2 separate regions of the Mus musculus genome follow, and region 2 is linked to region 1. A link is a contact called in ENCODE Hi-C or POLR2A ChIA-PET data. All regions are on one chromosome and are shown on one strand. The core of a region is the stretch at or near the end of the contact, and the rest is flanking DNA. Distances in the headings are between cores, read along the strand shown.

Region 1 (7,462 bases), core at 1,297-3,796:
AGATGTGTTACATCCTAATTTAAGTGTGTGGGGAGGGAGGTAGAGGCAGATTACAAAGTACTAACATGCAAAGTCAATTGATTTTTAATAATTTAACATATTTTTATATATTAAAAGTACAGAGGGACTCAGCGGGTAAGAGCACTGACTGCTCGGGCTGGTGAGATGGCTCAGTGGGTAAGAGCACCCGACTGCTCTTCCGAAGGTCCAGAGTTCAAATCCCAGCAACCACATGGTGGCTCACAGCCATCTGTAATAAGATCTGACTCCCTCTTCTGGTGTGTCTGAAGACAGCTACAGTGTACTTACATATAATAATAAATAAATCTTTAAAAAAAAAAAAAAGAGCACTGACTGCTCTTCAGAAGGTCCTTAGTTCAAATCCCAGCAACCACATGATGGCTCACAAACACACATAATGAGATCTGACGCCCTCTTCTGTTGCATCTGAAGACAAATACAGTGTACTTATTTATAATAATAAATAAATCTTTGGGCCAGAACAAGCAGGGGCTGAGCAAGCAGAGTTGACCAGAGAGAACAGGGCTGACCAGAGCGAGCAGAAGTCTTAAAAAGTTCAATTCCCAACAACCACATAAAAGCTCACAACCATCTGTACAGCTACAATGAATTCATATACATAAAATAAATAAATAAATCTTTAAAAAAAAGTACAGGACACTGATTTGGGTGGCTCACACCTTTAATCACAGAACTCAGAAGGCTGAAGGAGGGGAATCTCTTTGAGTTCCAGGAAGCCAGGATTAGCTAGTGAGGCTGTCTAAAATAAATAATACCACTTAACCATGTTATTGTGAAGATTTCATGGGGTCTCCAGGAAAGGGCCCAAGAACAGTATCTGACATACTGACATATAGTATAGCAAGCTCTCAGTAGCTTTTAGCTACCAATAGTATGTAATCTCATTGCCTTTTATTTATTATTTCAAAATAGGGTTTCTCTGTATACTAGCCCTGGCTTTCCTAGACTCACTTTGTAGACCAGGCTAGCCTCAAACTCACAGAAATTCCCCTGCCTCTGTTGAGATTAAAGGTATGCACTACCATGCTTAACCTCTCATTACCTTTTAAAAGTAACATATATAAGTATGTATGAATGTATGTATGTATGTATTTGAACATGAGAACTCTCTAGGAAAAAATATGGAATTGTTTTGAGATCTGGTTAATATAGTAGCACACAGTTTTGTGATCATTTCAGAGGAAATTCTGATGGTGATGCTGTACATTCAGACGCTAAGCACAGGTACGGAACAATGACTTACATGTCTCTAAGAAAAAAATAAAGTCCAGAAAGTAACTGCTTTGATAGCATGGGGACCTGAGTTATAATCCCATCACCTGTGTTAGAGCCAGATGCAGTGATGCACATCTGTAGCCCAGCAACACACACACACACACACACACACACACACACACACACACACACACACACACTGTAAGACTCCGGGGAGCCTTACCTTACTGGGGACCCCCTGAGTGAACCACGGAGAGCCAATATTGATGCAAAAAGCAAGAGGAATTTATTGTTCCAGTGCACTAGGGTTGTCCCAGACCCAAAGGAGAGACTGTGACCCCTAGCAACCATTCGGCAAGTTTTTATATGGTTTCCAGGGGCAGAATGGAGCATCAGCAACTAGGCACAATATGATTAGCTGAACAGTGCACTCTTTAAATTGATTGGTCTTTAGGGAATGAGGTGACAAGGACTTCCCTCATCTGAAAGTGGACAATGGTCTGTCCTGCAAAATGTGTCCCCACCTGCAGGTCGGTTCTGCCCTGTTGTCTGAAAAATGTTAATTAGACTCGCCCTTCTGAAGGGGCAAGTGTTTCATGACCTTCCCAAAGTTTTTAAGCTGACCCTTTCAACACCACATGCTCAAACTCTGGGGAGAGGGGGCAGAGGGGGCAGAGGGGAAGGAGGAAGGGGGAGTAAACAAAGAAGTTTTACTTAGAGCCATTTACTTAATGAAGATAAGTTATTATTTTAAAATAGAAGTCTACAGTAGAGCTAATAATTTTCCTTTTTCACATTTTCCTGATTTCATTAACACTCAGAGTTTGAGTAAGCCTTTGTCCCAGAGCCCCACCCCTAACTGCAATACACACACACACACACACACACACACACACACACACACACACACACTGCCCAGGCCGGTGGTGTGGTTTCACCCTAGTCATGGGAGTCGGGTATTCCCCCTCCCAGCCCTCTAAAAATAGGACAAAACAGGATCCCTCCCACCCCACTACTTCCTTTCTTCTCATCACAAACACTCCACACTACTCTAGGTTTGAAAACAAGGAAGTCCCTGATTAACTGCGCCAGACACACCATTCCTCCCTTCTCTGTCACCATTTCCCTTTTTGCTCTGCTGAGATAAAAGAATGTCCCTGCACCCGCCCTGACGGCCCCTTACTTTTTCATTGTCTCTCATGAGCCTTGCCTTCCCAACTAGCAAGTTCCTCCAGAAATCAAGAATCATGTTTCAAAATCCCCACCTCCACAGAGTGGCCTGCCAAGAAAACTCAACTTGTCCAACTTCTGAGCTTTGTGGTATTGGCTTCAGCTCCTCCTGACCCCACTCCACTCAGTTGTTGGAATAAACTTGATATGAATATTATCTCAATTTCTTTTTAAACACTTGTTCTCGTTGCTAAGAACAAACAGATGACACTCAGAAGGAGGCCACTACATCCTAACCTTTGGAAGTGAACACATGGCAAGTTGTCAGAACTGAGTCAGAAATGTCTGTCCCCCTTCTGCCGGAATAAAGAGGCCAGGGTTCTGCTGGCATGGGGAAATCAGCAGAGCAGCCACTGGCTACAGCACAGGGCAGTTTTTGCATCTGCTGAATGATGAAAGGGATCTACAACAATTGCTACAGCAGCTGTACTTTTCCTTAGCCAATACAAGAAATCCCCTAAAATGAATTACTATTAATACAATGTGCAGATAAGATAATGGCAGAATTTAGTAATGCATAAAATGTAGCAAAACATAACTTCTGATTTTCTCTAATACACCTTAGAAATTTAGGTTATGTTGACAAAAAAAAAATCACATTTATACTGGATAGGTGTGAACCTTTAACCCCAGAAACACTCCAGGAGCAAAGATTTCCCTACTAGTTAGTTTAAGGCCAACCTGGTCTACATATTGAGTTTCAAGTCAGCTAGAGCTACATAATATTATCCTCCATCAAAAGAGGAAAAAAAAAGCATTGATTTGTTATCTCTTTGTGGGGGAGAAGGTCAGAGAACAATTTGAAAGAGTGCTCTCTCTTCTTCAAATCATTCAGGTTCCAGGGTTTGAACTGAGGTCATCAGACTTAGCAGCAAGTGCCTTTATCTGCTGAGTCATCATATAACCCTCTAATTTGACAATCTCTTTAATAGACCTTATATTGCTTTATGTTCACCTCACAGAATTCCTTCCAGTCAGGAAAATAAACATGGAGCTCATGTTAAAGATTTATTCATGGCACTGGTAGCATAGAGGAAGAGGGCTTTGCCACAGACAGTTCAAAGCATTTATTATCTACTTAGAAAAACACAGAAATAACAATCACTCTCAGAAAAGCTGGAGGTAACATATAAACAAGCATAATACCAAAGGTCTGTAATTATTTTTTTATAATACCTTTAAATTTGAGTGGCCAGATAGAATCCTATTAATAGTTATTAATATTTGAAATAATTTTTAGAATAAGAATGCCCTATGTTTTTTTTTTTTTTTGGTTTTGTTATTGTTGTTGTTGTTTCGAGACAGGGTTTCTCTATAGCCCTGTCTGTCCTGGAACTCACTTTGTAGACCAGGCTTGCCTCGAACTCAGAAATCCACCTGCCTCTGTCTCCCGAGGCCCTATGTTTTAAAAACATGTTTTCATTGTGTATCTGAAACTAAGGTTTAACTGGGCATCCTGTATTAATATTTGCTAATTCTGACAACCTTAAAGTTGAGAAATGTAGAGTACAGAAAAAGATCCTAGGCCAGTGGAGTTGGTCAGACAAGCTTCCTGGAGAATGCAGGTTTTAAGGCAGCTGCCTGAGGACAGCTTGAGATGGAGACAGAGAACGTTGCATCTGAAGGAAGGTCATGTCCTTGACACTGAAATGGAAGTGAACAAGTAATTCCTGGTTGGGATGGTGACCAAACTGGCTTAGCTGGTTCCCTGGATGGATGAGAACTACAAACTCCAATGTGAGAGATCCTCTCGCTACCTTTGTTTCTTCTATGTGAGCAATCTTCTGGTTGGACTTTTTTCTATGGGGTTTGTGAAAAAAAAAAGATAATGTTGCTATTATTCACAGTGATATAATTTTTACTGGGTTCTCTATATAAACCAAGACCAATTATCAACAGTGTGGACACAGAAGCATTTCTCTTTACAAGTTATACATATGTATATTAACATTAGCCTTGCATTGGGTACACATCTTTTTTATTTTATTTTATTATATTATATTTTATGTGCTTTGGTGTTTTGCCTAAATGTATGTTTGATGGTGCCAGATATCCTAGAATTGGAGCTACAGCCAGGTATGAGCTGCCGTGAGAGTGCTGGGAATTGAACCCAGCTCCTCCAGAAGAGTAGCCAGTGCTTTTAACCTTTGAGCCATCTCTCCAGCCTGCATGGATATACATCTTAATGACCAAAAATGATTTAAATGATTTTGAACAGGGTATGTGTCTACAGTTCCAGAAGGCAGACATGGGAAAACTACAAGAAAAATCATAAGTCTGAGATCAACCTGGGCTATGTGGTGAAAGACATCCTATCTCATGATGGAACAATTTCTGAGATGTGCGTACGTGTGTGTGTGTGTGTGTGTGTGTGTGTGTGTGGTGTGTGCATGTGCGACTGTGAGAGTGAGAGAGAGAGAGAGAGAGAGAGAGAGAGAGAGAGAGAGAGAGAGAGAGAGGAGAGAAATCCAATAACAGTCTCAGTGTTCTGATACCTGCTGATACTTGGGAATGCTTTTTGGTTTAGGTCAGGAGGATTCGGGGTTAAAACTGAAGTCTTTGCACTGAAGGAGCAAACCTAAGAATAAAGAGGATTACTCTCAGGTGCTAAGAAACCACTAAGTAAATAGAGGTATAAAGAAATAAAATTCCAAACCGGGTGTGGTGGCACATGCCTTTAATCCCAGCACTTGGGAGGCAGAAAAAGGAATATTGAGCCTTTCAAGAACTGAAAACAAAGGCAAATTGCTTGTAGATAGGCCAAAAGACAAATGGTCCTTAAGGGAATATGAATTTGAATAGGAAAATTTTAACAATAGAGAACAGACTGCCTCTTAGATTCATGATGTATGAAGGTTGATACAATTCGAGAAGCCATCACAGGACGTTGGCACAGGCCCAGCTGGCCTGCCAGGAAGACCATCTGGATGGGACGGAAATGTCTACTACACATTGGCCAGACGGACATGAGCCCTGGGGTGTTTATAATTGTAGAACTACCAGATAAGGTTGATGAGGAGCACCATCAACCCCAAATCACAAGGTCTCCCAAAGACCGAAGCCAGTTTGAGATATGAAAGGAGACTTTTCAGAAACAATTAGCTCAGCTGAGAATAAATTATTACCAAGTTCTTGAACTTGACCTGAAGTTCATCCCTGGTCTGATTAAGGCCAATCCTACCTTTTCCCTGCACGTAGCTCAGCAAAGCTCTCACTATCACTCTGCTTCAATCTGGAGTTTCAGACACTAACTCCGACTTGAAATATAGCTTTGAAGTTGAAAATTGTTATCTCCTTGAACATTCTGCTGTGGGAGAAAATCACTCCCAGAGTGTAGTAGAGACCAGATCAATTTAATTTTTCACTCTTTCAGGAAACAGAGAGAAATATTTGAAAGGTTTTTAAGGCAGCAGAGATAAAATATTTAGCAGTTTAAAAAGTGATTTTTTTTTAAACATCTAATTTTATTCTTAGAGAAAGGGAATGTGGCGTTTGAATGAGAACAGGCCCATATGTCTGTGTTTGAATGCTTAGTCCCCAGATGGTAGCCCTTTGGGGAGAATGAGAGGATGTGGTCTTACTAGAGGAGCTGTGTCACCGGAAACAGGCTTTGAGGTTGACTCTTACACTCTGCTGTACTCATAGATCAGTATTCTGCACAGCCATCATCAGAGAAGGTTCCTCCTGCAGTAGATAAGACCAAACACAAAGACCCACAACTAGATGATGTGCAGAGAGTGAGACATCTTGGACCATCCGATCCTAAATGAGATGTCTACATCAAATTGTCTTTCTCAGGACTCAGGGAACTCTATGGAAGATTGTAAGAGCCAGAGGGGATGGAACACACCAAGGAAACAGAACCTTCCAGAGACAGCAAAGCTGAAGCCCATGTGAATGCACAGGATGCACAGGGTATGCAAGGATCTAAGCCAGATGGGGTCTCAGTGCTGAGAGGGGAAATAGTCATGAACCTGTGATATAAAACATTATGTTTTACATTTAAATTACTATGCTTAAGAGGTCTATCAAACAAAATCGCCTCTATCCTAAGAAGCCCCACTTGTTCAAGGACAGATATCTTCCCAAAATGATAGGATCCATTCTTGTAATTGCCTGACCTTGTTTGGGCAAGATAATGGTCACAACTCCACTGCTTCTGTTTCTGCAAACAACGCTTGCTTACTGGAGACATACAAGCAAGATATCTATTGCTATCTGAGCCCTTGGTTGAAGGATATGTACCTGCACTGAAACACAAGGTAACTTTATGGGACCTTTTGCCTTTATAAACCCCTGAAAGACCCCCTCCCAAGAGGATCTCATAAGGGGTAAGTTTAAATCGTCCTGGGGTGTTCCGAACTCGAAACAGGGCAAAGAAAAGGAGGGCTGTCCAGTCTTTCCCACCGGTCTCCAAGGCCAATTTGGTGAGGGTCTCATTTAGGGTTCTATTCATCCTCTCTACCTGACCTGAGCTCTGGGGTCGGTAAGCACAATGTAATTTCCAATTAATCCCCTGCTGAGTGGCCAATCCCTGATTTACTTGGGCAACAAAGGCAGGTCCATTATCAGACCCGATTACCTTGGGTATCCCGAACCTTGGGAAGATTTCTTCTAGGATCTTTTGGCCACCACATTGGCCATCTCAGTCCTGGTAGGAAAAGCTTCTACCCAGCCTGAAAAGGTGTCTATAAAAACCAATAAGTACTTGTTGCCGTATTTGGCTGGCTTGATTTCTGTGAAGTCTGCCTCCCAGTAGGCCCCAGGCTGGTCACCTCTGAGCCTCTTCCCGAGAGTATACATAAAGTGTCCTGTATTAGTCATAGCACAGGCCTTGCAGCTTTTGACTATTTCCTTTGCCAAGACAGAGAGTCCTATAACATAAGGGTCAGAGGATCTAACCACACCTTTTAGTTTCCTGGCCCCCAAGTGGATCAAGTAATGTAAGTTGGTAACATACTTGTGTCCTTCTTCC
Region 2 (7,462 bases), core at 2,000-4,499, 36 kb after region 1:
AAAAATGTCAATACTGAGTTGTATATTTTAAGATAAATTTTATTAGTTTAATTAAAAAAAAAACGAAGAAGTTAAAAAAAAATCATGGGTGCAAAAAACCTTTGCTTGGAATCCCACTTTTGCAGAACCTAAAGTGATGAGGTTTTGCTTGGTTTGGGAGGGTGTGAAATGAGAAGTCCCTCAGAGGTCCAAATATTTTAATCCTTGGTGATGCTATTTTGGGAGTTTATGGCACCTAACCTTTAGATTGTGGAGCCTTATTGGAAGGAGAAAGCCACTGCGGTCAGTCGGGCTTTTGAGGGTTATAGAATCACCCCACAGCTACTTTTCTCTCTGTGCCTTCCTGTCAATCAAAGTGTGACCAGTCAGCTTCCTGCTGCCATGCCCTTCCAGCCTTATGGACCCTCTGAACAGTATATCAAAACGAACTCTTTCTTTCATATTGTACTTTTGGTCATATTTTATCACAGCAATAAAAATAAGCTTTTGGGGTTTTGTTTGTTTGAAATGGGGCTTGACTACGAAGCCCTGACTAGCCTGGAACTCTGAGTCCTCCTGCCCCAGCCTCCTGACTCCTGGATCAATCACAAACATGCACCACCATACCTAGGGATAAGTGACTTTTAAAAAATTATTTATTATAGTATTATATTACTATTATAATATTATTTACAATGTAAGTACGTTATAGCTATTTCCAGACGAAGGCATTCAATCTCACTATAGATGGTTGTGAACCACCATGTGGTTGCTGCGATTTGAACTCAGGACCTTCGGAAGAGCAGTCAGTGTTCTTAACAGCTAAGCCATCTCTCCAGTCCCGACTTTTTTTTTTTTTTTAAAGATTTATTTCTTTATTTACTTTCTGAATGTGAGTACACTGTAGCTGTCTTCTGACACACCAGAAGAGGGCATCAAACCACATTACAGTTGGTTGTGAGCCACCACATGGTTGCTGGGAATTGAACTCAGGACCTCTGAAAGGGCAGTCAGTGCTCTTAACTGCTCAGCCATCTCTCCAGTCCGATAAGCGACTTTTAAAAACATCTTGAATGGCTTCTTGGAAGCAGTTGACAAGTCCTAAGCCAAAATATTTAAGGTATGTAACTTGAACCTTGGAAAACCTATGAAATGATCGCAACAAAGAACATATTCACCTTTCCCACATTTCCTTGGATCCTTTCTTAAGACCTTCCTCAAGCTTCCTTGGCCCCACCCCATACCCCTAAGTAACCACTGATTTGCTATCACTGTAGATCAGTGTTCATTTTCTAATTATACCCAAATGGAATCATACCCTAGGTACTATGGCTTCTTCTTCTCCTCAGCATTGATATTCACACCGCTGTATGAGTTTATAGCTCCTTCCTGTTTATCTATGATTACTCAGAAAAAGCACTCATTTCCAACCCTGAACTTCTCATAGAGAGTTTTAGACACATTTTGCATTTTATCGTTGTCATTCACGAGGAATTAGGACTTTGTCTACTTAGAGCAGAGCTAGTATTCCATCACACACAGCTGTTTTGCCCTGATTCTTTCAAAGCATTGCTTTATTTAAATTTTAATCTAATCTTTGTGCTATTGCAACAAATAACCCTAACTTTCTGGAAGTATAATTATATTCTTACAAGTTTTGTTAACTGTAATGAATGCAAACCAGTTGGTTGTGACCCTACTTTTTTGTTTTTAAAATATAAGTGCATGGTGGGATAAAGACATAGTTCAGTGGGAGAGCGTTTGCCTACCATGCTTAAGGATCTGGGTTTAATCCCCAGCATGAATACAAAAACGAAGTGCATATACATGTGCATACACAAAGAGGAGGGAGTGAGAGAAGGAGGGCGAGATATAATGACAAGTATGTCCCTGATACCAAATACAGCAAGTGGAAAAAAAAAAAAAAAAAAAAAACTACAAGATGACCTGATCTTACTAAATCATTTACTTGCTAGACTGTCAAAGGGACTAGTATGCTAACCTACAATTTCTGTAATTCTCTAATTCATAAATCCACAGGTGATGATCTAAAACGATCAGTAGAACTTCTTAGAAAAACTATGACCAACCCAAATAGGTGGGGTTATAAATCTTATTCCAAAAATATGAATGGAATTTGTTAATTTTAGAGGTCATGCAGATCTCATTTTAAGGTTCTGGCCTTTATAACTTAGCCCTTAATTATAAGTCTGCAAAAAAGCTTAGCAAGAGTAGCTTATTACGTATAAAACTCTATTCCACCCATTAATCACAAGACTCATTACAATACTGATGGGTCAAAATACATGAATAGGTTTTTAGTTTGTATTTACTTCAGCTGCTTACATGCTAATTAACATTTAATTATAGACACTGTTTCCTTACCGCAAAGTCAAAATACAAATAGTAGGGTAGTCCTCAAGCATTTTTAAAATTAAGAAGGGAAGAAGCGCCTCAGCTCTTTATTTTTGGTGCTAGGAATCGACGCCAGAGCCTTGCATATGTTCAGTAAGCATGTTCTATTGCTGAGCGACATTCCCCAACCCACCTAGTTTCCTTCTAATGCTACATTTGACTGTTGGACAACACAAGCATTCAAAAATTGCAATTCTTTTGGGGTTGTATAAAAGCTTAAAATAATATGCTTCTCTTGCATATAAATACAGTCTAAGGGCTTCCTCTCAATATTTCCTATTAAGGCTACAAATCAGTAGAAAAATAATAGTGCCTCCCACGGGTTTGCCGACTTTTTAAATCTGGAGCCTGACAACAGACAGCAGGAGTGAACGACAGAACAGACGCAAACGTTGGCAAACGTTAATATGCTAGTCCGCCCCGAAGAAATACTCGGATGTGAATTACACGTGCTCGCTGCCTCAGAGTCCACCGAGCTCCCTCTGGAAGCATCCAACTGGCCCCTGACCTAGGGAGAAAAAGCCGGTCCACTGCACCACCACTGCAGGAAAGAGAGCGGAAAGCCTGCTCATACTCCGATGGGTTTGGCCGCCTTGCTCGTGCGCAGGCCTCACACCTGAATCCCTCTCAGCATCCAGAAAGCCCGAGCCTGAAGGAGTTCCACCGTCAGATTTCTAGCTCCCGCTTCGCAAGCTCCGAGTCGCCCCAAGCCTCCAAACCCACACAGCTCAAGGAGACCCCACTCCAAGACTAGAGTCCGCCCGGCCCCGCCCATCGCCCCATGTGACGCATGCCCCGCCCACAGCCTCCACGTGACCCGACCGGCCTCCGCGCGCAGCGTGGATCGCGGCCGGAGCCGCCATTGTTCCGCCGGGGGAGGACAGCGGGTCCTGGCGCTGGCGCCCCGACGCCGCTTAGCGGCCGCCTCTGGAGACACTCTGTCCCCGCCGCCCCGTGTCCTCCTGGTGGCGGCGGCGTGAGGCCGGCTGCGGAGACTGGGAACCTTTGGCTCTCCCCGTGGCGGCGGCGGCCCTCTATCCCCTACTCCGGCGTGAGGGTTGGCCGCGATGCGCTCGGCCTGAGGTGTCGCGGCCCTGTCGCCTCCCACGACTGTTCCAGCGGCGGCTCCGCTCCCCGGCGTCATCCCGCGAGTCTCTCTGACGGGAGGGAAGATGGCTGCACGAAGCTGGCAGGACGAGCTGGCCCAGCAGGCCGAGGAGGGCTCTGCCCGGCTGCGGGAGTTGCTCTCGGTCGGCCTAGGTTTTCTGCGCACGGAGTTGGGCCTCGACCTGGGGCTAGAGCCGAAGCGGTACCCGGGCTGGGTGATCCTGGTGGGCACCGGCGCTCTCGGGCTGCTCCTGCTCTTCCTTCTAGGTTACGGCTGGGCCGCGGCTTGCGCCGGCGCCCGCAAGAAGCGAAGGAGCCCGCCCCGCAAACGGGAGGAGGCGGCCCCGCCGACTCCGGCCCCCGACGACCTAGCCCAGCTGAAGAATCTCAGAAGCGAGGAGCAAAAGAAGAAGAACCGGAAGAAGCTTCCTGAAAAGCCCAAAGTGAGTAGTGGCGAGGAGCCCGGTGGTCAAGGGAAGCGAGAGCTCAGGTCGAGGTGGTAGGTGAACACGTTCCTTGAGAAGGGGGAAGTCGGAAAGTGTAAGAACCAGTAGGAAAGTCGCGTTTTCCTGAATGGAAATTAACTCCAGGGGTAGGTATAAATAAAAGTGACCAAACTTACAGCCATCATATGAGAACCTTGGTTTCCCCAAAAGCAGATCCTTCCTAGAGGCCTGTGAAAGAAAGTAGGCTGCATGTGGAGGTTAATGGGACCTTACAGTGACGTTGGGAAGTTCTGAAAAGACTGCCCGGTAGAGAGAGATGTCTATCTCAAGCCACGTTGAGACCTGAGACCGTCACGGAAGATAGGGGTGACCTAAAAACTGGCTTAAAGAGGATTACAGGTGTTCAGATCAAGCCATACTCATCTTAGTTGGAAATGTTAAAGGGAAATGGTTACCCTGTCTTATCCTGGTGAGTGTGGCCATTGGGTTGCTGGTACAGGAACTGGGCAAAAGGGAGCTGGCGATCTAATACGCCTTCGGGATATATGGCCCCGAGAAAAACATAAGGCAAGTACAGCAAAGTAGTCTATAGTACAGTCAAAGGATGTGGAAGACTTTTTTGTTTTTTAATAAAGCATAAAGAGGTGACAGATTAAAATGCTGAAGAAGGTTGAGAGGAGATTTCAAGCCGCAGTTTGCTGGACCACATGTGGAAATGCGAAAGCTATTCCATTTTTGTTAGGCCTTAGTGTTTTACTTCTGTATCCTGTGTTGTGATTTCTCTGTAATATTTTGTTCTGTGTATATTTGTTGGAGAGATCTTGTGCCGTGGCATGCATGCAGAAGTCAGAGGAGAACTTACTGGGGTTGGTTTTCCTTCCACAGAGTGGATCTTGGGGATTGAACTCCAGTACTCAGGCTTCTTGGCAAGTGCCTTTACCCACTGAACTGTTTAGTAGCCTGTTTTGCATAATTTGTGTAATATGAAAGATAAGTAACATTAGAAATATTTATTAGTGTAGTGGTGGTGGTGGATGCATTTATCCCAGCACTTGGCAGGCAGATCTTTGAGTTTGAGGCCAGCCTGATCTTTATAGTTTCGGGACAGCAAGGACTACATAGAGAAACTTTGCCTCCAATATTATCTGAATGTAAGTCTCCACCTTTTGAGAACACTTCAGTAAGTACCAGGCTCTTACTATGAAGAGATGTGCTCTGGTATGTTTGATGGGCACATAAGAATTAAAGTCAATCGAGTGGGAGACAGGTTCGTAAAAACTCTGTTCATGGACCCATAAGTACTAAATAGAAAGCTGACAGCTCATATGATAAGCACTCATGGTTTGATTGCTGAGTGGGAAGATAGAAGAGAGGAAACCTAGAAAGTTATCAGTATAATACTTTCTGAAGTTAGGAGAGGAGAAAACAGCACACTGAGATCATGCATAATTAAAAGTTCTGTAGACAGCATCAAGGGTTAAGTAATGTTTTAATGAAAGTAGACTCTTCGTTTCAGAGTAAAGGTGATCTTGAAACAAACTGCGTGCATTAATACTAAGGCCTGTGTGGATTGTGGCAAGTTATGAAATTTCAAAATATCAAAGTCTCTTTAGGATGTTTAGAATTTCAGATGGACCTGAGGAGAGAGACAGGTGCTTCGAGAGTCCATTTGAAGTGCATCATGACACAGATGACTCACCTGAAGGAAGAACACACACTTCACTATGAAAAATGTACAACAGATAGGATTTGGCTCATCCTGATTTTCATTTGTGTTAAGGAAGGGGGAATGGGTAATAAGTAAACCTACTTGAGATCTTTGAGGAGCTGGAATTGACGTTGGATCATTGAATGTGAATTAGGTGAAAAAAATAACCTTCTGCCACATAGTAAGAATGTATTAGAGAAGTTATGGCCCTGAAACTTTGGTTTTTTTTTTTTTTTTCGAGACAGGGTTTCTCTGTGTAGCCCTGGCCATCCTGGAACTCACTCTGTAGACCAGGCTGGCCTCGAACTCAGTAATCCACCTGCCTCTGCCTCTCAAGTGCTGGGATTAAAGGCATGCACCACTACCTTCCGGCTGGTCCTGAAACTTATGATGCAACTCAGAAATATATTTTGTATTCTAGCACAGGCATAAAATTGTTTTTCTTTAATGCATTTGTGACTCACAAAATTGGTTTCTTATTTGATTATAAGGCCTGACACCCCCATCCCACCCTCCCCTTAGAAAAATACTGCTTTCCAGGGCTAAGTATAAACTTCATTATTTCCTGTTCATTTTGTTTCTTGTACTGTGCTGCATTTTTACTTAGGGGAGGAAAAAAATCAAACAAGGCCTACTTACAGGTTGAAAGCAAAAAAAGGTGGTGTTTTATGTCTTACTATGAAGGAAACATGAAAAGTAAAAACTCTGTCTCCCCAGGGAGCTCTGTGCCAGTTACAAAAGATGTTTATACACAGTCCACTCCCTGTGTATTCTCTGCTTTCATGGATTAAACCAACTAAGGACCAACATTTTATTTTTAGGGCCTGGTGATGTTGCTAAGTTGGTTAGAGTGCTTACTTGGCATGCATGACTTCCTAGGTTCGTTGGCCAAAACTACATAAACTGGGGGTCTTGGCATATGCCTGTAGTCCCAACATTCAAAGTGGAGACAGGAGAATGAGACTTTGAAGGTCATCCCATACATCTTAAGCTTGAGGCCATCCAGGGATACATGAGACCTCTCTTCCCCAGATCAATGATTTTTGAAAACTGCAGTTGTACTGAATTAGGTCCAGGCTTTTTCCTTGTCATTAGTTCCTTACCTATATTGCATAGCAACTGTATATAAAATATGTACTTTGGACTAAGTATAAGTACTCTGACATACCAATACTTCATTTTATTTTATTTTATAAGGTACTTGGCATCTGTGCTTCTTGGTATTCTTGAGAGTTCTGGAATTCCTCTCCAATGGATACTGAGGCGCTTTATTCAAAACAACAATGCCAGCCCCACTGTGGTTGGGGAGAGGGAGGCACCAAATGTCTAATCTCAAAAGTTGCTTTTAAAGTAAAAGATTGAATCAGATTAGTGGGAAAAGCCTGAGAAGTACTAAAAGCTGGAGAAGTCCTGTCAGCTTGAGAGGAATAGGGAGCCCTAAATTTGAATAAAACATTTAACCTAATCTGTTTGACTTATTATATATGTCCAAATTGAAGATCTTAGTTAAAACACTGAAGGAGTCTCCCTTTTTGGCTATTTGCAGTAGAGTCAGTTTGAATGCCCTTAAAATTTCTGAATTTCTGAGTTGTATTTCAGACCACTAAAGTTAAAAATTTTTAGAATTGGATCTAGGGAACCTGCTTTCTTGTACCTGCCTGTTACTCAGGATGATTGTGAATTCCTGGCTGCAAGTGCTCCTTGCAACCTTAGCCCTGAGTTTTTGGCACTACAGGTGTGCACCACTGCCTGGCTTCTTTTTTGGTTTTTGTTTTTTTTTTTTTTTTTTTTTTTTGTTCTCTTTCTT

The links. A loop is a pair of places that touch in the nucleus more often than their neighbours do. ChIA-PET counts read pairs that join two places held with the same protein, here RNA polymerase II (POLR2A).
Region 2: a loop to region 1 is called in a map of heart, with 6 times the contacts of the local background. The contact joins the promoter of Mtdh here to the enhancer-like site in region 1. A Hi-C loop is called at or near these places in 22 of 37 maps with a recorded cell type or tissue (CH12.LX, CH12F3, adrenal gland and 7 more). POLR2A ChIA-PET finds 5 or more read pairs at or near these places in 4 of 5 experiments (Patski and embryonic stem cell).

What each region holds. Positions count from the first base shown.
Region 1 is chr15:34,044,286-34,051,747 of GRCm38, forward strand. No RefSeq gene overlaps it. Among named protein-coding and RNA genes, the nearest start is that of Gm41290, 10 kb to the left of the region's middle. Within about 2 kb of position 2,547, at least 2 of the 3 ENCODE cell types and tissues checked have a DNase peak (open chromatin) inside an H3K27ac peak, as active enhancers do; they include gastrocnemius and heart, where a contact is called at or near this core.
Region 2 is chr15:34,079,470-34,086,931 of GRCm38, forward strand. It overlaps Mtdh (metadherin), which reads left to right and starts at 3,250. Exons shown (of 12, transcript NM_026002.5): 1 at 3,250-3,944. The coding sequence starts at 3,567. Gm41291 reads right to left here and starts at 3,757. Exons shown (of 1, transcript XM_011245387.3): 1 at 2,273-3,757. The coding sequence starts at 3,538. The coding sequence ends at 3,005.